Regions from separate parts of the Mus musculus genome. Here regions 1 and 3 are each linked to region 2. The links are chromatin loops, found by intact Hi-C in ENCODE. Cell type or tissue: left cerebral cortex. All regions are shown on one strand. Links, peaks and the distances in the headings refer to the core of each region. The heading gives the core; the rest is flanking DNA. Region 1 has its middle 6.6 kb from the start of Gm29903. Region 2 overlaps Prkcb (protein kinase C, beta). Region 3 has its middle 13 kb from the start of Ern2.

Region 1 (8,362 bases), core at 1,738-5,737, 210 kb after region 2:
TAAATCGGTGTGCTCCTCCCTGAAGAATACTGTATCTCTGGTGTCAGCATTGCTTCGTTGCCTGCGGTCCCTGGTGTGGGATGAGGCCGGAGGTCATGGCCCATCCACACTGGCATGTCTGTTGTTGCTGTTCAGCTCATCCTTAGGCAGCCATGTTGGTGAGAGTTTTATGGGTGCCACTTCTGGCATTGCTAGGAGACAGTCTCACAGCCACTGGTCATCTGTCTCTCCCAATCCTTCTGCCCCCTCTTCCGCAATGTTCTCTTCCGTGTTTTGCAAATTTACCTGTTGTGACTGGGCTCCACAACTCTGCATATTGATTGGTTGTGGTTTTCTGTAGTGGTGTCCATCTGCTGCAAGAGTAGTTTTCCTGATGGAGGTAAGGACTATACTTATTTGTAGCTGGAAGTGCCAATATTTAGAGTTATAGTTAGGGATTACATTGGTTTAGTAAAGTGGTGGTCATGGGCTTTCCCCCAAAATCCACGACTTCACTAGTCCTGAGCAGTTTGCTAAGTTTTCTATACCAAGCATGGTTTCCCTCTTCTTAGAGGAGTGTTTTGTTTTGTTTTGTTTTGCTCTTCGAGACAAGGTCTCTCTGTATAGCTGTGGCTATCTTGGAACTCATTCTGTAGACCAAGCTGGCCTTGAACACCGAGATCCACCAGTCTCTGTCTCCCCAGTTCTGGGATTAAAGGCGTGTGCCATTATCCTTGACCAAGGGAGTCTTAAGTACAGTTAGAGAGCTGTTGGTTACCATCAAGGCACGATGCCACTACTGCACCCTTAGGGCTATCGTGCTGTGCTCATTGTTATGGTTCATGGGCATCATACATATTGGTATTGCTTCCCTCCTTTGGAGGCTCACGTGGCCCCTTCTGTAGCCAAACGATGCTATGAATGCTAGTCCTCAGGAAACAGGAGCCACTCAGGTCAGTTCCAGCTCAGGGGGTCTCTGGGCCCTGTTTCTGACATGCATAGTGTCTTCAGCAATGAAGACTTACCCTCTACTTCTGAGGGGGCAACCAAGAGAACTAACAATAGCCTGTATGTTTTCTGAATCTCTTGGACATCTGTCACCAACAACTCAAAGGAGAGTTTCTCTTACCTGGTGTTGGAGTTTTTGTTAGGTAATCTTTGGCTCTTGAAGGGAGCAGTGGCAGCCCCTGTGAGAGAATTTCACTTAAATTACATATGTATGTATATTTACACACAGACCTACATGTAAGATGTTTTAGGTAAATAGTTAATAGCATGATTCCTATGACTGTTTAATTTTATTGTTGTTTCTTGTTTTGTTTCATTTTTTATCAAACTCGGGTCATCAACTCAAAACAACTCATAAAAAGCAAGTGTTTTAGCACAAAGCAATCCAAATGTATGCAGATTTGTCCCTTGCTGGGGAAATGACAGTAGGAAAATACCTCTTTGTTTTGTGTAATTGACTCACTGTGTTTTTCTAAGAGCAGAAAATGGGTATTTACAGCAAAAATTTCTGCAGATAGTCAATTGCACCCTTCTCATTCACTGGCTCTGGGTGGCCTGAGGACACAGGCAGTGCAAAGTGGTGTGGGGTGTGCTCAGACTCAAGGCTGCAGCAAAGTCTCAAAGTCTCAAGATGGTGCTGCCAGAGGCACATCCATTCCTTACGTGTATAACTTTGGACTGCCTTTTGGTCAATGCACATTCAAAAACCATTCACTGTTGCCAAATTATCCTGGAGGCCCCCCACATGATGGGCAGTTTAAGGAGCTGTGATGCAAAGGATACTGGGAAGGCGACTCTCAGGAAAGGAAATACAGCTTATAGACACAAGAGAAAGCTCCATCCCACACACAATTAAGGCAATGTAAATTAAAACCATAATGAGGAACTATTTTCTCCTACCAGACGGACAGCGGATGCTCAGGTAGGCTGTGAGCAACTACTTGTACATCAGAAAACAGCACCTCCCACTAGTCAGGTGCGCATCCTGCCCAGCAACTGGCCCATCTGAACTTCAGGCCCACTTGCTGTGCTGCCTGGACCTTTGCAAACAGGTCTCTGAAGTGAGCACCCTGACGCTCTGAAGAAAACATTCTTGGCTTTAACTGGCCGTCAGAGTGTAACTCCACACAGTAGGACTGCACCTCACTGCCTGCCCTTAGCCATTTGAAAGCACTTTGTCTCCATTGCCATGTAGAGAGGCAGAGGCCTCACTACCGACCTCTCCCTTATCCCTACATCAATTTTACTGGGTATTATTACTAATGATGGTAGCCAGCCAGGAAATGTTTGCTGAGAATCTGCACACAGTTAGCCTTTTTCTGACTTCTAATAGTCCCAGTGGTGGTGGGAGGGGGGTGGCGGTTGTGTGCTTTGGGTTTGTTTGTTTGACTTTTATGTTTTGCTTTATTTTTAAGACAGAGTCTTTCTGCATAGCCCAGGCTGGACTTAAGCTCCCGATTTCCCTACCTCAGCTGCCCGAATGCCAGGATGACAGGTGTGCACCACCATGCCCACACACTTTGTTATTTTTCCTTTTTTGAAATTTGCCTATATGACTTGAAGTAATGCATTTAGTAGATCTCTATCCACAGACATCATAATTCATACTAGTTCTGGGTTTTTTTAAATTCTGTGGTTTTTGCAAATCATAAAAACTTACTCTAACTAGCCTAAAGAGCAGGTGTTAGAAGAATGACTATGGTGTGGGTTCTAGGGTACAGTAAAAAATCCAAAGGGACTGAACGACTGTGAATCTGCACAAAGGCAGCAGTTGAAGGGGCTCACATGCTCCTTCCAGTCTATGTTTCCGGCCCCTCCTGTCAAAACCCTGAGGTCCACTATGGTCAAGGGGGTGGGGCACTAGCCTGTCTGCTGTTGAAGCAGTTGCAGGAAAACATGGGTTTCTGGGCAGTCATCTCTGTACTCCTATGATGCAAACGTTAATTGTTCTCCATCAGAATACTTGAGAATGGATTCAAGGTCTGATTGAAGGAAAGGCAGGTGGCCTGTCTCCGATATTATCCACGACAGAGTGCGGGGAACTGGAGATCAGACTGCCTTAGCTCTGAGGGCCTAGTTCTCTTTTCCTTAAGCAATCGGGAAGTCTCTTGCCTCTCTTCTCCCCCTAGCGGGAGGAGAGGTGGTGGCGGTGACGTTTGCCGGGTGTGAGTGGGATGCTATGAAGGTGGAGTGGAGGTGGAGATGTTTGGGGGATGGTTTCAGGTGGTAGTGGTGTTTGAGAGTATTGGAGGTAGTATAAGGTGGGGTGGGGATGGAGTGGTATTTGAAGGGTGGTTTTAGCTTGGGGAATTAACCTGCCGACAGTTTGTCTTGAGATTCTTTTCCTATTTTGTGCACAGAAGTCCCGCTCTGCCCCCTGGTGGAAGCCACCCGAAACTACAAGGAGAAAACGACTTCAGGCCTCTTCTGAGGCAGCCCTTGCTTGCCTTGTTAGATTGTTTCTAGCTATTTTGTTGCGGGCTTTGCCTTAATAGCTCACCTACCTCAGGCCAAGTTCCAGGCCTGCTACCTGTCCTTGACGCTCTAGCACACGCGCAGACTTCCGAGGGCTGCTTTAAGGGCCACAGATAGAATCGCTTTAAAAACAAAGGCAGGGGTTGTAGGGTTGGCTTTGTGGTTAAGAGCATGTATTGCTCTTCCGGAGAACCTAAACTCATCCGTGACAGGTGGCTCACAACCACCTGACTCTAGCTCCAGGGTAGTTGGCACCTCTAGCCTCTGAGAGCATCTACACGCCCACACACGTAATTTAAAATAAATAAAAATTTAAAACCCACCAAAGTATATAATCTTTCAGTTCTGGAAGGAAACTGTCTGAAGCACTCACTGGGCCATATTCCTTCCAATGCCCATAGAGGAGCCCTTCCTTCCCTCTCTGTAGCCTCAAGACATCTAAGCAACCTTCTCTTGGTCGTGAATGTATTGCTCCAGTCCTCTGCCTTCACAGGATCTGCCTTCTCTCTGCATCTCTTCATCCCTCTGTGCCTGTCTCTTTGTCTCCAATTCCTGTTTTCTAAGCAGTACAATACCCTATTATTGGATAAGGATCCACCTGCTCATTAGACGTCATTTAAAGGCTGGGATTAGAAAGCCAACGTGCACTAAGATGAAACGTATCATACTTGGTTGATACCGGTAACTGTGAATTAGACTGTGCACCACTGGTTCCTGATTTGAACATCTGGTCCCCACATAGTGGCTCTGCTTTGTGAGATTATGGAATCTTCAGGAGATGTGGCCTAGCTGGAAGAGCTAAGCCACTAGAGCCTAGCCCATGAAAGTTAGAGTCTAGACCCTGGGTTCACCACTCTCTCCGCTTCCTGGTCCTCAGGAATATGAACTGCTTCCTCTTTATGCTCCCATGGCAACCATGCCTTCCTATTACAATGGACTGAAATTCTAAAATCATAAGCCAAAATAAACATTTCCTCCATTAAGCTAAGTTGCGTAGCTTGGGTATAGGTGTTTGCCAGCAGCTAATAAAACACCTTATTAACCATAACCACATCATTTTTGTAAAGCTCCTCCATTTGGATTAAAGCGACAAGTCCTGAAACCACAATAATTTGATTTTCAAAACTAAAGTAACTTCTTTTTCTAGATATTCTTCCATCTCTCTTCTCATTGGCTGATCCAAAGGTAGCCTGACTGCAAGGCAATACTATCTACCACTCTTCAATTAATGTAGAAGAAACTCAAAGCTACAGGTTTGATTTAATAAATGATTTACTAATAGATTTGCTTAGAAGACATTAAATCACACTCTCATTCATTAATACTGTCATGTGACATGCTTGAAAGACATGGATTAAAAGCAGAAATACAAACCGCTTGCTCATGTCATCCTCAAAGATCTGAATAAACAACTTAGATAGGGTGTTCCTTGTGTCCCAAGTGTGTCAATCAAGTTGATACAAACAAACCAGACACAATCAGTGCTTGTTATGATGAAATGACAGTCTCTTTCACTAGGAGGTCGGCAGTGTCAAAATGAAGCTGAATATCTCTTTCCTTGCCACCTACTTCAGAAACTCTTTAAAGTGGACAATGAGTGTAAGCTGTGCGCTTTCTGTGAGAAGCCCTGGCCACAGAAATAGCCGCTGAAGCTCTGGGTGAAGATAGAATGGTCATGTGGTCCAGATCAGTGGTAGGAACTATACACAAGGTTTTCCCATCGAGCAAGGTGCTTGACGGCAAAGGGCGCCTGCTGCTGAGTCAGGGACGTTCTTGTTCTAGCCCGAGGAATGCTGGAGAGAGAGTCTGTCTGAGGATGCATTGTGGGTGCCAATCTGAGTGTTCTCAGCTTGGTTATTCTATAAAAAGCGGTGGGGGTGGCTATTCCTGGACTGACAGATAGTATTGTGCCTTGGCAATTGGTGCTGAGAAGAGCTAGCAGAATCTGAAAGTCTTTCGATGTCTGAAGAAGATGGTGCCCACCAGTATGTTGTCAGAAGGCCCGTAAACACAGAAGATAAACCCCAGGACGGAAGCATCCAAGATTCACCCTGGTGTCACTCCATGTGTCCTGCAACACAAATGCAGAGGTATTGCCCTGAAGAAATGACACAGTATGAAAAATGAGGAGGAGGCTACAGAAGATGCTAAATCTTTGGCCAAGTATATGAAGGAAAGCCAAAGAAAAAACCAGGAACAGATTGCCAGGAGACGTAGGCTGTACTCGCTGAAAACTTATACTTCTGACTCCAGTCAAAAGTAAGTCTTTAAGAGTAACAAATAAATGATCAGGCCTGGGGAGTGCAATAACCAGGTCACTTTGGGGCTGAGAGAGAGGGCACTGGGTAAAGGAACTTGCTGCTAAGCCCAGTGACCTGAGTTCAATTCCAGAAACCCACAGAATGGGAAAGAATCAACTCCTGCCAGTTGCCCTCTTATTTCCACACGTATGCTATGGTACACCCTACCCCCTGCATGCACACATAAAATAAAAATAAATAAATAAGCATACAATATTTTATGAGTCACATATGTTTCTCACATCAGATCCACTGGAGCACAGCCTGGCCAGGTTAACCTCACGCTATTATCTCTGCTCCAAGTCTGTCTTCTGCCCCAGACTGTTAGGTCGCACTGCTCAGTTTTGCATGAGTGTTAAAGGCTTGGTGGTGTCCGGGTGTATATTATCACTGACAAGGACACTTTAAGAACTGTGGCCTATTGGAAGGGTGTTAGGTCATTGGGGTCACGCTTTCAAAGAGATGGTGGTTCTCTTCCTTTTTTTTCTTTGTCTTTTTATTTTTCTTTTGTTTTTGTTGTTTTCGCTTCCTGGAAGTCATGAAGCAAGCAGCTTTGTTTCCATGAGTGTCCCTAGCGACATGGTCATACCAACCAAAACGCAATAGACTGACTGGCCATAGACTGAGACCATGAGCCAAAACAGCCCCACCCCTCCCTCCAACCTCCACCCTGCCCCATAAGGTAATGACTCGGCCATTCTGTTAGTGTAATGGAAAGCTGGCAAGCACACTTACCACAGAGGTGGTGGTGGAAATCTGGAGCAGTTCCCTATCTGCTCCCCAGTGGCTTGGGGAAGGCTGCCCTGAAGTGAGGAGCTAGCAGATATACCTGCCAGGTCTTGAGGGCTGGTGACAATGTCCCCGCCATTCGCTGTTTTGTTTGTTTTGTTTTTATTTATTGAGACAGGGACTTATGCAGCCCAGACTGGCCTCAAACTTGCTGTGTAACTGAGACAGGCCTGAACTTCTGGTCCTCCTGCCTCTCTCTACCTCCTAAATGCTGGGCTTTCCGGCCACTGCCAGGGCCGATCTCTCTCATTGTTTTGTTTTGTTTTACCCATTTTCACATGACTACTCGTGGTTGGAGAAACTTCCTAAGCTCTGGGAGACCCGATCCCAGTGGTGTGCTCCCCTGGAATGAAGACCACAGACTTGTCCAGCTGTTGGACCAAACCGTCTCACACTATGGCCCTTATCATGCTCAACCCTCACCTGTGAGTCCCCGACTACCATCAGCGATGCCCAGAAAACGCCACCTGTCCCTTCTCCACTGGAAGTTTACCAGCAGCCATTAACATTTGGCAATTAAATTTTATTTTCTTCACTCAACATTTTCGAGTGCAGGAATTCTCCATGTAAAGACATCAGAGCAAGTCAGAAGTTTCTCTCTGTTCAGTGGGGACTGTCCCATGTCCTCAAGAGAACCCCGGTTGCTAGTTTGCTGCTCATTCTTCCAGAACTACTTTTCAAAATGCACTTTAGACTAATGGAGTCTGGGTACACATGTGCATAATTTATAGAACTGTTAGATCAAGGGAACTTCAGCTCTGGGAATCGCTCATCCCAATTGTACCTTAAAAAGTCTCCTTAAACATTTTAGCACCAGCCGCTCTCTGGTGCCCCCACCTTCCTTTCCTCTGAGGTCAGCTGTCAGTTACCCTTCTCCAAATCTGTTCTCGTCTCTCTGGGTTCATGACCAGTGACTTGTCACGTTGCTGTGACAAAGTGTCCAACAGGAGCAATTGAAGGAAGGGTTAATTTGTGGTCCTGGTTTGAGGGTTGTGATGGTTGTGTGGGGGAAGGCTTGTTGGTAAAAAGGCAGGGCACAGGAAGCAGAAAGAGATGCGTGCCGTTAGCCTTTTTATTCAGTCTCTGAGCAGGGGCTGCCCACATTTAGGGCAGGTGTTCCCTTCTCAGTTAGCTTCTCCGGAAACACCCTCATGAGCGCAGCGAGAGATGTGTCTCCTAGGTGATTCTAAATGCAGTCAGGTTGGCAACAGAGGTTAACAATCACAGCCTGCTGTTCCTTTCTTGGATTTGCAAACCCACGTCTGTCACTGAAATGTGTCCTGAGTTAAGGCTGAGAGGAAATAAAAGGTGCCTGTAAGTCCAGCTTAGGACAAAGCAAATTCTAGCCTTGCTCCAAGTGGGATCACTACTCAAGCAGAGCGTGGGCATTATTGCCAGTCCTGTGCTTGGCACTACGTCTGGCTAAATAAACACCTTCCAACCATCATTCACCAACAATAATATTCACTTGCCTCCCTTTGTAGCAATAGGTGATTTTTGCTGCATAGGTGGCAGCAGAAGAAGGTTCTAGAAGGCCTGTGTAAGGTGTGAGGAAGTTGGCACAGCTTCTGCTATCCAACTGACTCCTGGGATCAGTGTGAGCCTTTGTGCTAGGAAGAGCCAAAGGAAGGCACTATAGACAAGGTCTTGAGAGTGTTTGGGGGTTTGCGGGTACATAGCACATTCTATTGGCCTGCTTTTCATTGCTGGAGCAAACTACCTCATTAAAAACAAAAAACAAAACAAAACAAAACATCTTAACCAACCTGGTGGTGCAGCTCTGTAATTCCAGCCACCTAGAAGGCTGGGAC
Region 2 (8,362 bases), core at 1,720-5,719:
CATGTTCATTGCTGCTCTATCCACAACAGCCAGAAGATGAAACCAGCCTGGATGAACGGATAATGAAAATATGGGATAGGTATACAATGGAACATTATCCAGTAAGTTGGTTGTACGTGTGTGTACATGACTCCGTAAAGAAAAAAATAAAGTTATTAACTTCACAGGTAAATGGAAAGATACAGAATTATATACAGCCAGATTAATACAGCCGGATCAGTCATTCCGGCTGAAGTAACCCTGACCCAGAAACAGAACATGCTCTATCTCACATGTGGATGCCAGCTTTGAGTCTTTCCACACGTGTGTTTGAATTGGAGTACCCAGTAGAAGGCAGGGGACTAGGGAGGGGGCTGGGAAGGCATTCAAGAGAAAGACAGAATGTGAGTGATATGAAGGGAGAAGGGGAGTAATACAATGGGAAGGATTAACTGGGACGGGAGAGCCTGGTAAAGGGGGGGGGGGAGTGTGGAGAGGGAGAGCTAACACGGAAGACATTGAAAAACCAAGTGGAAGCTCACTGCCATAGCCCCCTCCTAAACTATACATGATACATATGAAAACAGAGTTTAAATGGAGTTGCCCTGTAACAGAGACACAATGCTGCTCCATGATCCCACAGACCAAATAAAAAGCCTGGTGACAGGTATGGGATACTTTTTTTTGAGTCGTTAGTCCCATGTCCTTTTAATATTAGAGGCTATTGCCGTGGCTCTTGGTTACTGTCCGGAACTTCATGGTAAGACCCTACTGCCCCAAACCCACACATATTTGAGTCTCAGGACATGGAGAAATCAAGCTGGTACCAGCCTGGATGCTTCGGCTCTACTGGCTGCTGTTCACAGTGCTGAAAGGTTCTATGCATCCTAGTGGGGGAGATAACCCACCAACAGTCTTACCTAGCTGTGAATACTGTAAGCTACAATAGGAAGCAGCTGGAGAGGTATGGCCCCCAGTGCAATCATGGTACAAATGCTACGGGAGTGACCAACTACTTTCTTATTGGATTTAAGGCTTGCTCTGACGATGGCACTCATGCCTGATGTCATTAACTGGACCAAAGACCTGTGGCTAACTAAGTCATAGGAGTGAACCTAATTCTGCCAAATGGACATAGTGATAAACTGATATGAATAGATCAGTACATCTTTCAAGCCTTATCAGAGAAGTTACTTTTCTAATAAAGTGGCAATTGATACTATGGTGGTTTGAATATGCTTGGCCTAGGGATTGGTGCTATTTGGAGATGTGGTCTTGTTGGAGGAAGTGTGTCACTGTGGGCGTGGGCTTTAAGATCCTCATCCTAGATGCCTGAGAGACAATCTTCAACTAGCAGCCTTCAGATGAACTCTCAGCTCCTCCTGCACCATGCCTGCTTGGATGCTGTCATGTTCCCGCCTTAATGATAATGGACTTAACCTCTGAACCTGTAAGCCAGGACCAATTAAATGTTGTCCTTATAAGAATTGTCTTGGTCATGGTGTCTATTCACAGCAGTAAAATCCTAACTAACAAATACAGAGACCCAAGACTGGTCATCATGCAAAGAATGAAAGACTGTGGAGTGCTCGGATCTAAATGATGTCTATATCACAGTCCCTTCCCCCAGAACACAGGAATCATTGCAGATGAGGGGAGAAAAGCTACAAGACCCAAAAAGTAGTGGACATCTGCATCAAAATAACATCTGTGAGAATGACATATGATTATATGCACAGGATCAAGTCAGCCGAAACTCCAGCATGGAAGTCAGACAGAAGGGTTCATTAAACTCCACCTCCAGCTGAAGAGTCACTGGCACTTGATGGCTGTGGCAGAGGGACAGTCAATTTTCTTCAGGGAGGTGGCCCTACACCCATGAGAATCCAGGCAGCACTAAGAGGACCAAGTGGTTTCTTTTCATTTATTTCTTAAGAGCATCTAAAGTTGGGAAGAAAAAAGGTGGAAGGGGGAAGAATGGGAGGGGTGGGAAAGGGGTAGATTTAATCAAAATACGTTATATGCATGTAAGAAATCCTCAGATCTAAAAAGATGTGGCTGTTGTTAATGCAAACCATCACTTTGTATACTAACCTAAAATTTAAATTTAGAAAGAATATAGCCATAATGTATGAGATTGGAATGTCAGATTTTCTGTTGATAGGATGATAATGAATCAAAATCGGTTGAATAATATATTGTTATATGCACAAGGACTCAGAATTTTGACTTCTGGCTCATTGTATGACCGTGATCTAGTGTTATGACATGGTGTTACCTTCTCCCATAAGGTCACTAGGCATAGTATGTCAACATGGCTTCCTATGTTTCTAAAAGTACCACTGCTCTGTATCATCCAGAGAACAAGGAGGTCATGGGTCCAAAGGGTGCATCCTGGTCCCATGATGACTTACTGTTGGCATTGGATGAGATATTAAAGATTGTGTGTGTAATCAACTTTCTTATAACAATAATACTGTGAGATAGAATCTCTGCTGATTCTAACCTCAGAAGGTACCTGGAGGTCTCAGGTCTAACAGGATCTTTTATTGTATTCTGATTCCACAAATGTGCAGTGATGCCAAACTTACCAGGGGTTGGGAGGCACAGGTCATGAACCAAAAAGACCCACTCTGCCCCTGTGGGACTAATTAATGTCTGTGGAAAGGCAAACCCAAAACTGTAACCATCCAAGTTCAAGTTCACTATACTCTGTGTGACTAAGGCATGGGGAGGTGAAGGCTGAGAATCTAGTGAGTTCTGCAAAGGAGTTAAGCTCCAGCAGAAAACATGGCAAAGATGAGCTTGCACAGGGCCACCTTCTAGAGAATTCCTGGAGAGAGTATGGATGGATAGTGGCCCTACTGTGTCTGATCTAAGTGACCTGAGGATGTGAGGAACCCCACTGATGGGTTCAGAAGAATTGGCCATTCTGATCATGGCCTACAAGAGCCACGGGAGTGAAGAGACAACTTGGGTTTCAGCAGTGGGGAAGATAGACGCCCTTCTGCCCAGGGAAGGGCTGGATTTATGCACAGCATATGAGACCCAGGTCTGACAACGGTGTCCCAGGCTGGTGGCCAGTAGAAAGTTCTAACCCCACAAGTGCGTCTAGGGTTTGTGTGAGGTAAAACACAAGGCCACTTCTGGTGCAGAACTTCTGAGAAGGCCCCAGGCAACCTTTAAGTCTCTTATTAGAATCAATAAATAAGGTTATGCTAAGCACAGCCTATGCCTGAATTGTGAAGGAGTTATTAGCAAGGTGTAGTGACACGGTGGCCCAGATGGGAATCTCTGCTCTGTCTCTGATCTTGGTTAAGCTTTGCCAAGTCTTAGTCTCTCTTGGCCTGTGAAGGCAACAGCATTAGTCCATTGAGCAATCTCACAGACACTACTAAAATGCTTGCAGCTTTATAATTAAAGTTTGCGGGACCCTAAGGATGGAAAATTCTATTCTGAACTTTAAGGGGGCCTCAACTTTTCTACCTTCCATTATTGAGTTGAATTGTGACCCCCCCCCCAAATCCTAAGTTCAAACCTGCATCCTGCCACCTGTGACCATGACCTTATATGGACATAAAGTCCTTATGGTTGTGCTCAAGTGAGGATCAGGTCATAGTAGGTTAAGGTGGGCCACAATCCAATGGTTGGCATCCTAATTTAGCAGACGTACAGCAAAGAACACATACACATTAGAGTCACAGAACCCCAAAGACTGTCAGCAACCAGCAGAAGTATAGATCAGAGTCCCTTGGAGCCCAGCACAGGGAATAACACTACTGACCTAGACCTTCAGGACTCTGCAAGAATCAAAGTCCATGGTACTTTGTTGCTATAGCAACAGATATCACAGATGTGTCCCAGGACAGCCTGAGAGACATTAGTACAATTATGCAGAATACCTGACCTTGAGCTCAAAAGACTCCTGTGCCCTCAAATCATCAAAGACTCCGAGTGGATTCCCCTAAGAGCTACTGCTGCTAAACTAGAAAAGGAAATAAATGGGAAACTAAGCAACGAGACGAAGCTAAGCTAAAACAGTAACTTGGTGTGTATAGGAGAGTGCTTTCAAGTCAGTTGGACCTAGCTGGGGAACTGAGCACCTGATGAACCTGTTTCAGGATGGGTACCAGGATAATGCTCACTTCCCTAGATCACATTCCTAAAATGAACTTATCAGGCAAGATGGTCCTGTGGCTCTAAATACACTCTGTAAATGTGACTGCCCATGGCAACCGTTTTCAACCACTAGGTGGCAGCAGAGCCTCAGTTTTTGTCCCTCAGGCACTGAAGGCTCAAGTCAATGGTGAGGGATAGGGCAGGCTTTCCTTGAACTTGTTACCCTAAGATTCTCTGTTGTCCCACTCCTACCCCACAAGCACCTCTCTGGGAGACAGCTGCCTCCTCCCTTGGCCTGTCCTTGAAGGAAAAGCCTCTTGATGAAGCCATCTTCTCTAAGAACTCACCAGGTTTCTGAAACGGCCCTTTCAAAAAGGAGTTATAGTTTTTAACTTTTATATGGTTTAAGCAAACTCTGACCACATTAGGGCTCAGCAGGTCAGTGCTACTAAACCCTTCTGGGGCCTCAGAAATTGGCCAACTTAACAAAACCGACTCCTTCCGTGATGAAATGGTGAGGCCTTGTATATACAAATTAGTTACGTAAGTCTACAGAGTTTGTGTCGCAAGCCTGGAAGAAACGGTTCCTTCAAATCCCCACACCATTGTGTCTAGTTTTTTTGTACTGGTTTTGCCGTGAGGAACGGGTAAGTCTCTGCCAGTCCAGCACAGGTGAATTCCTATTCTCTGAGTATCACAGATGCTCACCACAGAAAAGCAGATAGGCCCTTCTTTCTGCCCTTTGTGTGTCTCCTCTCCTAGGCAAATTGCTGTGTTTTCTCAGTTCAGACACAAAACAAGTATGCAGAATATTATAGTGATTGGCATAGCTCCCAACAGGTTAAAATAAATTTTGGAGGCCCCGGATAGTTCTCTGGCCTGCATACCCCCTCCCTCCCTCTTTAAGACATAAATTCTTCCAAATTTGGTGTTGGTCATCAAGACTCTATGTTCCCATTGGAAAAGTCTGGGGAGGAAGCAAGGATGCCTTCTCTGTTATCTGAAAAAGGGCACAGGCACTTCACGTTCCAGGAGACGCGGAGAGAACAGATAGGAGGCAGGAAGAAGATTCTGTGAAATTATAAGTCCTTTCAGTATCCTCAATACAAGGAAACCATAGGTGTCTGAGCAGTGCAGACATATGTGAAAATTATCTTGATTTGGTCATTATGATTTGCACATGTGTCAAAATATACCACGTCCACAAATGTATACTATTACTGTATTTTAATTACACATTCTTTGTTGCTGCTATTGTTGTTGTTGTTTTAAAGAAGGGCGAATGGAGGGCTCAGGTGGCCCAGAGATACATGAAGGTTACCTTGACTTGATGGTCACATATTGTACATGTGTCAGATATACTGTGGCCACAAATAAATACAATTATTATAATTTCAATTTCACATTTTGTTTTTAGAATGAAGCCTGGAAGGCTCAGCTGCCCTTTAGGCAGCTGAAGCCACCTCAAAGTGCTGAGAAGGTGGCTTTGAGGTTCCACAGTCTGAGGACTTCACTGTGGAGAAGGGCCACACTGGAGGCAGGAGCAAAGCAGCCACATTATGCACATTATGCCCCTCCGTGCACCTGTGACCTGCCTGGGCACTATCCCCACCCCCACCCACCCACCTCCCACCCCCTCACCCCTTCCCACCCCACCCCCACCCCCTCACATGTTCACGGAACTCTGGAACCCTGAAGCTCGGGCACCTCCCGATGCAGGAGCCTCGGGGCCACCTACCAACAACAATGAGAACCTCTCTGTCGATGTGGGCCTGGATATAGATGCGGCCGCGGCGTTCCGTGTGGTCAGTGCCGCAGAGGCTGGGGACGTTCATCACGCAGCGCTTGTGCACGTTCATCATACAGGCTGTGAGGGCAGAGAGAGGGAAGGGAGGAATGGCTCAGGCTGGTTCAGGTTGGCCCACGCTGGGGGCTCCAGGCATCAGCTGTACCTAGACCCACCGGTGCCTTCCTGTTCCCTGACCTTAGTGACACCCACCTAGCAGAGAACAAGTTACATCCTATCAGAAGGACTTCTCCAAATCTTTCTCCCAACCCTGATGCATGAAGGAAGGATGGGGGTCATTCTCCTTGAAGGCTAAGTTATAGCCTGAAGCAGTACCTCTATATTTCTATACTCCTGTGGTTCTGAAGTGCCAACTCAAATGCCCAGTGCACCATCCTGCAAGTGAGGGAAGATGTGGAGGTGGTCCCGTGGAGGACAAGGCCACACCCACCCAAGTAGACCCTATAGGAATGTTTACACGATGTTGTCAAACTGCCCCATGTTTAATGTCATCAAGAACACACTTACGTAAGATATCTCCTAGTTTAAAGTAGTGACATTAATAGCTTGAGTTCCCCAGAGAGCGGACACAACAGGGAGGTGGTGTATAGGAAGTGTTCTGCACGGGGATGAGCTGGCCCACCTTGTTATGGGGAGAAGACCTCAATACAGGACATCGGGTAACAACAGTACCTTTCCTACCCAGGGGTCAGGGGACACAGTGCAGACGTGGACCCTAAGCCATTAGGATAGAAGCCTCTCTTGTGGCACATGCCCCCCAGGACGTCAAGGACTTACTGTCGCATTTCATCCCCTGGTGAATAAGTCCATACAGCAGCGATCCACAGTGGTCACAGAAGGTAGGACTGGAGTACGTGTGGATCTTAAACTTGTGTTTGCTCCGGGGGTCCTGAGACCAAGAGAAACAGACAGAAGAGGCCACCGTTAGTGAGGAGAGCAGAGGACTGTGCCTGCATTGAATGGACAACTCATGAAGGACTGAACCGGGTCCTGCCATGCCCGTCAGGACCATCGCTGGAGCACCATGCACGGACTCGATACTAGACAAGTGGGGTCAGAGGGGTGGGTACGTAAGACAGATGACTGGTCAAACTCCATGTCCAGAAGGCATTCACAGGGCCAACCTGCAAATCCTAGCACTCAGCAGGCCCCCTGCTCCTAGCTCCACCCACCCCTTCCTTCTGCAAACAGTCTTCTAGAGTGATCTAAACCCAAGTCTAACCACAAAGTGTTCCCACTTACAGGTCATTTGACCCTCAGGGAACAACCTTCACAGAGGACAGTCTACAAGCCGTGGCCGAGAGGGCCGGGGTTCCACCCCTCCCTTTCACAGCAGAGCCCTTGAATTATAGCGGAGGCCATGCTCAATAGACACCAGAGTTCCTGGCTTCCTTTGTAGCTTGATGTGGCCATGGGTTCTGATCAATGGGAAGTATAAACTTCTGGATCATTCCATTAAAAGGAACATACATGTGCCTCTTGCCTCTTTTGCCCTCCCTACTGGCCAGAAAGTGAGAAAATGTTATGACCTTAAACTCAAACTTGGAGCCTGAGAACAGAGCCAGCCTAACAGCCTTGGACAACGCCTTTGAGGTTGATGCCTGAGAGAAAAGCCTCATGTCTGTCTGCCCAGGTCTCCATATATGGAGGACTACATGCTCATTACTATTTACTGGTTACAGCAACAGCTTGCACAATCCCTTAACTAATAAGCACGGCCACGACACCCTAGTGGTGAGGGGTTGAGGACACGGGGTCAGACTATGGAGCATAAACCAGCGCTCTTCTTTGTGGAATGGCTTTGGGCACGTTCTTTCATCTCTTTCTGCTTCAGTTTCCTTGTCCATAAAATGTACATAATGATAGTGCTAAGGCTATCATTATGGCATAAGACTGTTGGAAAGAATAAACGGATTAACCTGCGTGGAGGGCAGAGCATCCGAAGCACAGTGAGCTCTGAGTACAAGGATCCCAGCATCACTGTGGCTTCCCTATGGTGTATGCTCAGACACACGGACGGTGCCAGGTGCATAGCATGTTCTCAGTACTCAGAACACATTCACACACACATATATACATACATACACACACACACACACACACACACACACACACACACACAAAACACCCTCCCCCACTCTATGCTCTGCATGTCCCTCCTCCCTCAAATGCCCTCCTCTTTCCAAACCCAGGGCACAGCTGTTTCACCCTAGAATCAGTACTCAGCTGAAACTAATATTGTGGGTGAAGGTTCCAACCCAGGGCTGATGGGACACTTAGCTGCAGGCTGCAGTCCCTCTCTCCCTCCAGCCATTCACCGAGTCACCGGATTCACTGATCCAGGGGCAGGTACCACCTTAAAATTTATATATAATTTACACACACACACACACACACTACTGACAAGCTTGTCCAAAGAGACTCTTCTAATTTAAAATGAATCCACGTACCTATTCA
Region 3 (8,362 bases), core at 1,720-5,719, 260 kb after region 2:
AAGAGTTTTTCTGTGTGCCCTTGGCTGTCCTGGAACTGGTTCTGTGGACCAGGTTGGTCTCGAACTCACAGAGATCCACCTGCTTCTGCCTCACAACTGCTGGGATTAAGATATGCACCATCATCATCTGGCTTAGCAAGGCTTTTTTAGGAATAATTTTTTTTACAGTCATGTGTGCATGCACATGTGCTTGTGTGGTACAGTATGTATGTGTGTGTTGGTTAGTTCAGGTTGGTTTTTTTCTTCCACCATGTGGAGCCCAGAGATGAAATTAGGTCATCAGCGCCCTTAGAAGCTCCTTTACTCTATAAGCCATCTATCACATAAGCCCTAAGAAACACTTGAAAAGAAAACACACAGTTTAACACCCATCATATTAAGGAAAATGCAAATTAAAGCTACACCAAGATTTTTTTCATTTTCAAAAATGGGAGGACTCCAAGTGTTGGATAAACACCGTTGGTGAGACCCTGGGGAAGCAGGAAGTCTCATCTATCCAGTTTGGGTGGGTGACTCTGTCTCCGTTTTGTCCAGTCATGGGGGTCACAAAATGATAAATGTGTGTTCTTCTGGATCCTGCACTGAGAATTCTAAGAATTTTCCCTATGAAAACCCTTACCCACTTGTAAGACATCGCACTGTGCAAGATCATCTGACGTAGCATTGTCCTTTCCAGCAAAATCTTGGAAACCACCCACGTGTCCATTAGGTTAATGAAATATGATGAAGCTGGAAGGGGTGGGGAGCGCTTTCTACAGATTTTTATGGAAACACCTCTAAGATATACCAAGTGAGAAAAGCTAACTGTAGGCCAGTACATATTCTTGGGGGTTGATGTTTTCTTTAAACACTGGGAGAGCACAAAAAATACCTATGTTTTCATACATGCAGGACTGAATATGAAAGATACTTCTGATGAAGTGGGGACCTGGACAATGAGAAGGGACAACTGAGATAGATTCGGGGTGGCCTTTAGTGAGAGTCTTTCCACTTCTTACTTTTCCATATGGCTGTGCCTGAACACATGACAAACACTAAGCTGGGCATGGTGGTGTGTGCCCGGAATTCCAGCACTCAGGAGGCAGGGGAGGAGAACCCTGAGAATTCACAGCTAGCCGGCCCCTGTGTTTAAAACCATGAATAACAGCAGAGGAGACGGCCAAGTCAGCAAGGCAAGTGTGAGTTCCTGAATTCGAGTTCTAAAAAAACAATGCAGGGCAGTGGTGGCACACACCTTTAATCCCAGCTCTTGGGAGGCAGAGGCAGGCTGATTTATGAGTTCAAGGCCAGCCTGGTCTACAGAGTGAGTTCCAGGACAGCCAGGGCTACACAGAAAAACCCTGTCTCAAAAAAAAAAAAAAAGAAAGAAAGAAAGAAAGAAAGAAAAGAAAAGAAAAGAAAAGAAATGAAACAAACAAAACAACAAAACTGGGCACAGTGGTATGTGCCTGTGTTTCAAAGTGACATGGAAGGTAGGAACAGGCAGGTCCCTGGGAGCTCAGCTAATCTAGTCTAGTTAGAGAAATCCTGGCGCGCTCTCTCTCTCATTATTTTATTTTATTTAGTTATTTTATTGAGACAGAGTCTCACTATGTAGGCCTGTCTAACCTGGAATTTGCTGTATAGGCCAGACTACCAGACTAGCCTTAAATTCACAGAGATTCACCTGCCACATAAAAACATGCACACATGCACCCACATAAAAAAAAAAAGAATAAATCATTTTTAATTTAAGTTCAATCAAAACCAAAATTTAAAAATTGAAGATAGTTTCACTTACACACAAAATCTTATTTAAAGTCATCGCACCCGTGTCTCGCCCTCGGTTTCATCTGTGAATATACTGGAACTCAAATTAGTTGTGCTGAGTAAAAAGAAGACAGACCAACAAGGAAAAGAACCTGTTCTGGGGCCAGTGAGGTGGCTGAGCAGGTAAAAGGGGGCCAGTGAGGTGGCTGAGCAGGTAAAAGGGGGCTTGCTGCCAAGCCTGATGGCGTGAGTTCGGTCACCTGAATTCACACAGTGGATGTCCTCTGATCTCCACATGAATGCTGTGGCATGGGCATGTCTATACAGCCACATGCGCAAGCTCCCGAACACACAAAAGTAGATGTACAAATGCAATGGAACATTTTAAATAATTATGCTACATATCATTGGCAAACTTCGGGATCAGTGAGACAGCTCAGCAGGTAAGGACAAGGATGCTCAGTGCCAGGCATGAGGATCTGAGAATGTGCATTGTCACCGTAACCCACAAGGTCGAAGGAGAGAGCCAGCCCCTCTAAAGATGTCCCTTGACCAACACGTGTGCAAGGCAGCAGGCATGCGCGCATGCGAGACACACACATATACACACTGAGACACAATAAATAAATGTAAAAAAAAACCCACATGTACATAAAAATCCACCTCTAAGAAATGCAAACTAACCCACAGGGACAGGAAGCAGACTCGCTGAGCAGTGAGTGACTGTTTAGGAAGTGTGAGCAGGTAGATTGCAGGGGTATGAAAAACCTTTGTGTCTGATGGATGTTAACGGCATAGTGTGTTCATGATGCCAAAACATACCAGGTTCTCACACTGTCTCTGTCTCTGTTTCTCTGTCTCTCTCTGTCTCTCTCTGTCTCTCTCTGTCTCTCTCTGTCTCTCTCTCTCTCTCTCTCTCTCTCTCTCTCTCTCTCTCTCTCTCTCTCTCTCTCTCCCTCTGTGTGTGTGTGTGTGTTGTTTTGGGGGATTGTTTGTTTTAGATTTGATTTTAAGGAGCTGGAGAGCTGGCTCAGTGGCTAAGTGTGCCCACTGCTCTCTCTAGCAGAGGGCCTGGGTTCAGTTTCCAGCATCCATAACAGTTGGCTCACAACCACCTGTCATCAGTTCCAGGGAATCTGATGCACTCTGGCCTCTGTGAGTACCTGCAAATATATAAAACTTATTTAGGCATACATTCGTAAATGGGGTGGTTTGAACGAGAGTGGCTCGCCCATAGACTCCTATGTTTGAATACCTGGTCCTCAGTTGGTGGAACTGTTTGAGAAAGATTTCGAAGTATGGCCTTGACGGAGGACATGCCTCACTGAGGGGAGAGCGTTGAGGTTTCGAAGGTCTCCAGCCATTCCCTGTGTGCTCTCTCTCCCCACTCACTGATCAAGATGAGAGCTTTTACCTGTTCCAGCCACCATGTTTTCCCTCTGCCAGTGTGGACTCTAACCCTCTGAAACCATAAGCCCAGTCAAATGCTTTCCTTCATGCCTTGGTCATGGAGTTTGGTCACAGCAATAGAAAAATAACTAAGACAATAATTAAAACTAAAATAAGTAAGTCTTTTCTTAAGATTAAAGTTTTGGTGTGTATATCTGTGAGCCTGCGTGAAGATATATCACCTGTGTGCAGGAGCCCTTCTCAGAGACCAGAAAAGGATGTTGGATCCCCAGTCACTGAGATTACAAGAGGTTGCGAGCCACTGTGCAGGGGTTAGGAATCAAACCTAGGTAAGGGCTCTTAACCACTGAGCTATATCTCCAGGCTAGGTTGTGAATTTATGACATGTGCAATTGATTGTCAATAAAATATGTTAAGGAGAATTTCATCTTTTTTTTTTTCACTTGAATTTCATTCCATTACATTCTATACTATATACACATAAAATATTAGGGCAGGAATCATGTATAAATTTTAAAATAATTATATATCCATTGGAGGATACATAGTTTAAGATTTTCTCTCTGAAAAAGCTCTATGTTCACGTAGGGCACGACTGAAATCAAATTTCAAACCCAGTTACAGCCACAGACATTTATCTGCTACACTCTACTGCCCCCTGCTGTAAGTAAATGATGTTACATCCTTGACCTACAGAGTACACACACGCAGTTGTAAAGGTCAGATAAGATAAATTCCAGGGCAAAGGGTTTTTTTCCTAAGGAACTACTTAGAACCTCTCTGCAGAGGGGTTGGCGGGTGAAAGAAAAAAAGGAGAGAACACATGAGTCAAGGGTAACGCTACATATTTCTAGCATATCAGATTCAAGGAAAAACAAAAACAAAACAGGAACCATTCAGAGCTAGCTGTAAGGTGCTGTGGTGGCAGGTGCTTTTAATCCCAGCTCTTGGGAGGCAGAGGCAGGTGGATCTCTGTGAGCTCGAGGCCAGCCTGGTCTACAAAGCAAGTCAAGGACACCCAGGGCTATTACACAAAGAAACCCTGCCTCACAAAACAAAACAAAAGCAAAACAAAAACAAAAACAAAAAAAAATGAGAGGGGCCTCAGCTGTTAAGGTCACTTGTTGGCTCACAACCATCTATAACTTCCAAGGTATCTGGTGCCCTCTGTACGTACAGGCAAAATTTTCATACACATAAAAATAGTTAGCCTGTAGGCCAAACTGTGAACTTGAGTCCTGGGCATGCCATAGGCCTCTCCCAGGAGTGTACTGAGAGAAAGTGGTTTCCTGGAACACAACAGGCCGCCACCCTTCTTCCTAGTAACCCAGAACTTGAAGTGCAGCCTCTTGTCAGGCATTTTAGCAAGGAAAGCTTGCTGTCAGAAGTGCTCTTGCAGCTGGGCGTGGTGGCGCGAGCCTTTAATCCCAGCACTCGGGAGGCAGAGGCTGGCAGATTTCTGAGGTCAGCCTGGTTTACAAAGTGAGTTCCAGGACAGCCAGGGCTACCCAGAGAAACCCTGTCTCGAAAAACAAAACAAAAAAGAAGTGTTCTTGCTCAACTCCAAAGAGTCCTGGATCACCGGATCTACGACACCTACAGGCCTTTCAGACCTTGACTGTTGCCTGCTGTGTCCACACACTAAGGGGTCAGCTCATTTGTTCTGTTTAGGATACACTGTAACACATGGCTAAGAGTTCACCTGTGTCAAATACTGCTTATGATGATGCCTGTCAAAAACAGGAACCCATCCAACAACGAGCCCAGGACAACCCCAGAGCATCATGCTACTTAGTCCTACAGAGAGACTGAAAAGAGGTGGTGGGGGGAATAAGACATATCCGGGGGTCTTCTCGTTGAGAAGAACTTAAGAGTGTGATAGCTCACAGTTAACCCCAGTACTTTAAGAGGATGAGGCAGCTTGAGTTACATAGTGAGACCTTGTTTCAAAAAAGTATGGGGGAATGGGGTACACTAAGTTTCCAGTCTTGGCTCTATAGTTTTGCTTCCAATTAATGTGTGGACTCTTATCTCTAGTACTCAGTTTTGGCACAGGCCTGGTACTTGGTATTATTATTATTAATTATTATTATTATTTATTGTCACCAGCATTGTTATTGTTGTGTTATTAGACAGAGTTTCTCTGTGTAGACCTGGCTGTCCTGGAACTTGCTCTGTAGACCAAGCTGACCTCCTAAGTGCTGGGATTAAAGGCGTGTGCCACTACATTCTGCCAGTTGTCAATATTTTTTATTTTGTCTGTTTGTTTTATTTTTTTTCCCCCTCTGAGGCAAGGTCTTGTTAAGGAACCCAGCCTGGTCTCCAACTCTGATACCTGAACCTGAGCCAGAAGGCTGGGGCTGTTGGAAAGTGCCACCATGCCCTGATAGTCACAATTACCAGTCACTCATAAAAAATGTATGAAAATGTGGCAGTTGGCTCTAGGCACAGGATCTACTGCACCACTGAAATATAAACAGAAAAAGTTCCCAGGCATCCCCACAAAAAAATACAACATGATCCCACAGCCTCCCACGTGCCTTGGGATCACTACCTCCAAGTCCTGTCCCTCCCTTCCTTCTCACTCCATGTCCAGGATAACCAATCTTTCTTAATCATCAGCAGCAGAGAGTCCTTAAGTCTTTCCTTCAAAAGGAATGATAAGCCTGCAGTTTGGCATGTTACCACTAGAGGCCTCCCTTGAGGCAAGATCACTAAGCTAGGTTGGAGTACTAGTCACCCACCCAACAAACGACTAGCTTTGATTAGGTGAGTAAATTACTTAATGTCTCTGAAACATGGTTTGTTCGTCTGTAGATTGAGGACGATAGAACTTCTCCTGTAAGTTAGTTAACTTATTAAGAACATAAGTCTGTGAAGAAGATGCAGAATACTTTTTCAACAATGACTGTTTTTATATGCAGAAGGTTAAAAAAAAAAAAAGACTCATAGTCTGTGACCAATGGCGCTCTGGAGGGTGTTAGTGCAGGACTGGCGGGTGTTGAAGCCTAAGAGAATGTGCTGGTTCGTTTATTAACGTGACACAAACTAGAACGGCCTGGGAAGCAGGAGCTTCACCTGAGGAATTGCCTCCATCCGGTTGGCCTGGAGGCAAGCCTGTGGGTGCTGTTTTTCTTGATTAATGATTAATATGAGAGGGCCCAGTACACTGTGGGTGGCACCACCTCTGGGTTGATGGTTCTGGATTGTGTAAGAAAGCAAATCGGTGAGCAGCATCTCTTCCTGGCTTCTGCTTCCGGTCCTGGCTTCTGCTTCCGGTCCTGGCTTCTGCTTCCGGTCCTGCCTCCAGCTTCCTGCCCAAGCCTCCCTTGATGACCTATAGCCTGTAAGGCCAAATAAGCCCTTTCTTCCCCAAGTTGCTTTTGGCCTTGCCGCTTACCACAGCAACAGAAACCAAACTAGGACACTATATTTCTCTATTTTGTTGCTGTTGTTACTAAAACACCTAAGGCTGGCTGGACAAAACAAAAACAAAAAAGAAAAACAGGTATAGGACCAGTAACACAGCAGAAGACCTGATGACCTAAGTTCAATATTCAGGACCTACCTGGTGAAACGAGAAAAGCGACTCTTACAAATTGTCCTCTGACCTCCACACGTGTGCACATAGGTGTGCCATGGCACATAGGACCACACACATACAAGTAAACAAGTAAATGTGATTATAAACTTTTTTTAAAGGGGGTGTTTATTTAACTCACAGTATTGGAGGCCACACAATATGAGGCTCTATCAGGAATCTACAATAAATGGTAGGGTGTAGCCAAGAGAAAAGATCACATCTCAAAACACAAAGCCAGATGCTGGAGTCCCACAACCCCTTCCTGGTCCTCTCTTCCTAATGACCTAAAGACTTTCCACTTGGCCCCACCTCTTAAAGGTCCATTACTCCTAACATCATCATCCTGGCCACTAAGTCTTTAAAACATGAACTCTGGGTTAACAGACCTCCAGACCATAATACTGGACATTAACAGTGTCAGCAAACAGCTCCTTCATTTGTCAGGAGCAAGACGCACATCAATGCCACGTAAATGCTTACTTTTATGTAGATTGGAAAGATGCATAAGGAAAGGATCTTCTATTGTTGATTGCTAACTTGATTGGTTGGGTTGTTTTTTGAGACAGTGTTGCAAGACATTTGATCATACCGTAAACCCCAGGATGGTATTCTGGTGTGGCTCATCCCTTATCACACACCTTTAATTCCTCTGGCTGGAATACAGACATGCCCTTAGTACACACTGTTAATCCCAAACAATAAAGGTAAAGTTAGTTTGTAGAAGAAAGCAGCCATGTTTGAAAATGACATCTAATTGAGTGACAGACAAAGTGTCGAGTCAGAGAAAGATTTGACAGAATAGGATATGCACAACTCTCTTGAGGAGGTGAAAGGGAAGCTACTTAAGAGAGCAGTGCAGGCAGAGAAAAGAGAAATGAGAGAAAAGGAGACAGTTTTACCAGGAGAGTTTTACAGAGACAGGTTTAAGAGAGAACAAACCAGACACAGAAAAAGACAGAATGAGCTAGAGAATGAAAAGGAGCCAGAAGATTAGAACAGATTGTCAGAGTTAGTTTGAGGCCCAGCAGAGCAATTCAGGGAAAGCCTAGAGAAGTCAGATTGAATCAGTCAGCTTGGAAAGGAGTCTGAGCCCAAACAGTTGAGTTGAATCAGCCAGCCAGAGCTCAGAAGAAGCAAGTCTTAGAAGCTGAAAACATTCTAGGCCTAGATTAGATTAGACGGAGGCTAGAAGCTTCCAGGACTGGGCCTAGGTTAACAGACGGAGGCAGTAAGCTTCCAAGACAACAATTGCTTCAGGTAAATAAAAGTTACTTTTACAAAACAGGTCTCACTATGTCTCCAAGCAGGGCTTTCTTTAACTTAACAATCCTCCTGCCTCAGCCTCTCAAGTGCTGTGATGACATGCATGTCCTACTACACCCAGTTTTATTTTCTATATGTGTATCACTGTGACCTTCTTCTCTTCATTCCTGTAGCAGACTCCCCGTAGCCTATTGCAAGCACTCAATGGCAAGCCAACACACTCCATTCCATATTCCTCTCTCTTTCCTCGTACCCTCTCTGTCCTCCTCCTCCCCCTCCCCCTCCTCCTCCTCCTTCTCTTTCTCCTCCTCCCCCTTCCTTTGTCTCTCCTCCCTCTTTCCCTCCTATGTGTTCTAT

The links. Hi-C counts contacts between places; a loop is a spot of excess contacts. Peaks named below come from ENCODE experiments on the same cell type or tissue, not always from the same donor. Only the 100,000 strongest peaks of a DNase experiment are listed, where the experiment ranks them.
Region 1: it touches region 2 in a loop (8-fold over the local background); 40 of 42 quality-filtered maps call a loop at or near these places.
Region 3: a loop joins it to region 2, with 7 times the contacts of the local background. A loop is called at or near these places in 18 of 42 quality-filtered maps.

What each region holds. Positions count from the first base shown.
Region 1 is chr7:122,246,662-122,255,023 of GRCm38, reverse strand. No RefSeq gene overlaps it. Among named protein-coding and RNA genes, the nearest start is that of Gm29903, 6.6 kb to the right of the region's middle. In left cerebral cortex, for the core only: CTCF peaks have their summits at 3,094 and 3,294; DNase peaks (open chromatin) are centred at 3,146, 3,326, 5,355 and 5,593; H3K27ac peaks cover 1,888 bases.
Region 2 is chr7:122,455,647-122,464,008 of GRCm38, reverse strand. Prkcb (protein kinase C, beta) reads right to left here. Exons shown (of 17, transcript NM_008855.2): 4 at 6,683-6,794; 5 at 5,837-5,965. Among named protein-coding and RNA genes, the nearest start is that of Gm51497, 160 kb to the right of the region's middle. In left cerebral cortex, for the core only: a CTCF peak has its summit at 4,214 (motif pointing right); a DNase peak (open chromatin) is centred at 4,234; H3K27ac peaks cover 635 bases.
Region 3 is chr7:122,194,985-122,203,346 of GRCm38, reverse strand. No RefSeq gene overlaps it. Among named protein-coding and RNA genes, the nearest start is that of Ern2, 13 kb to the right of the region's middle. In left cerebral cortex, for the core only: a CTCF peak has its summit at 3,819 (motif pointing left); a DNase peak (open chromatin) is centred at 3,822.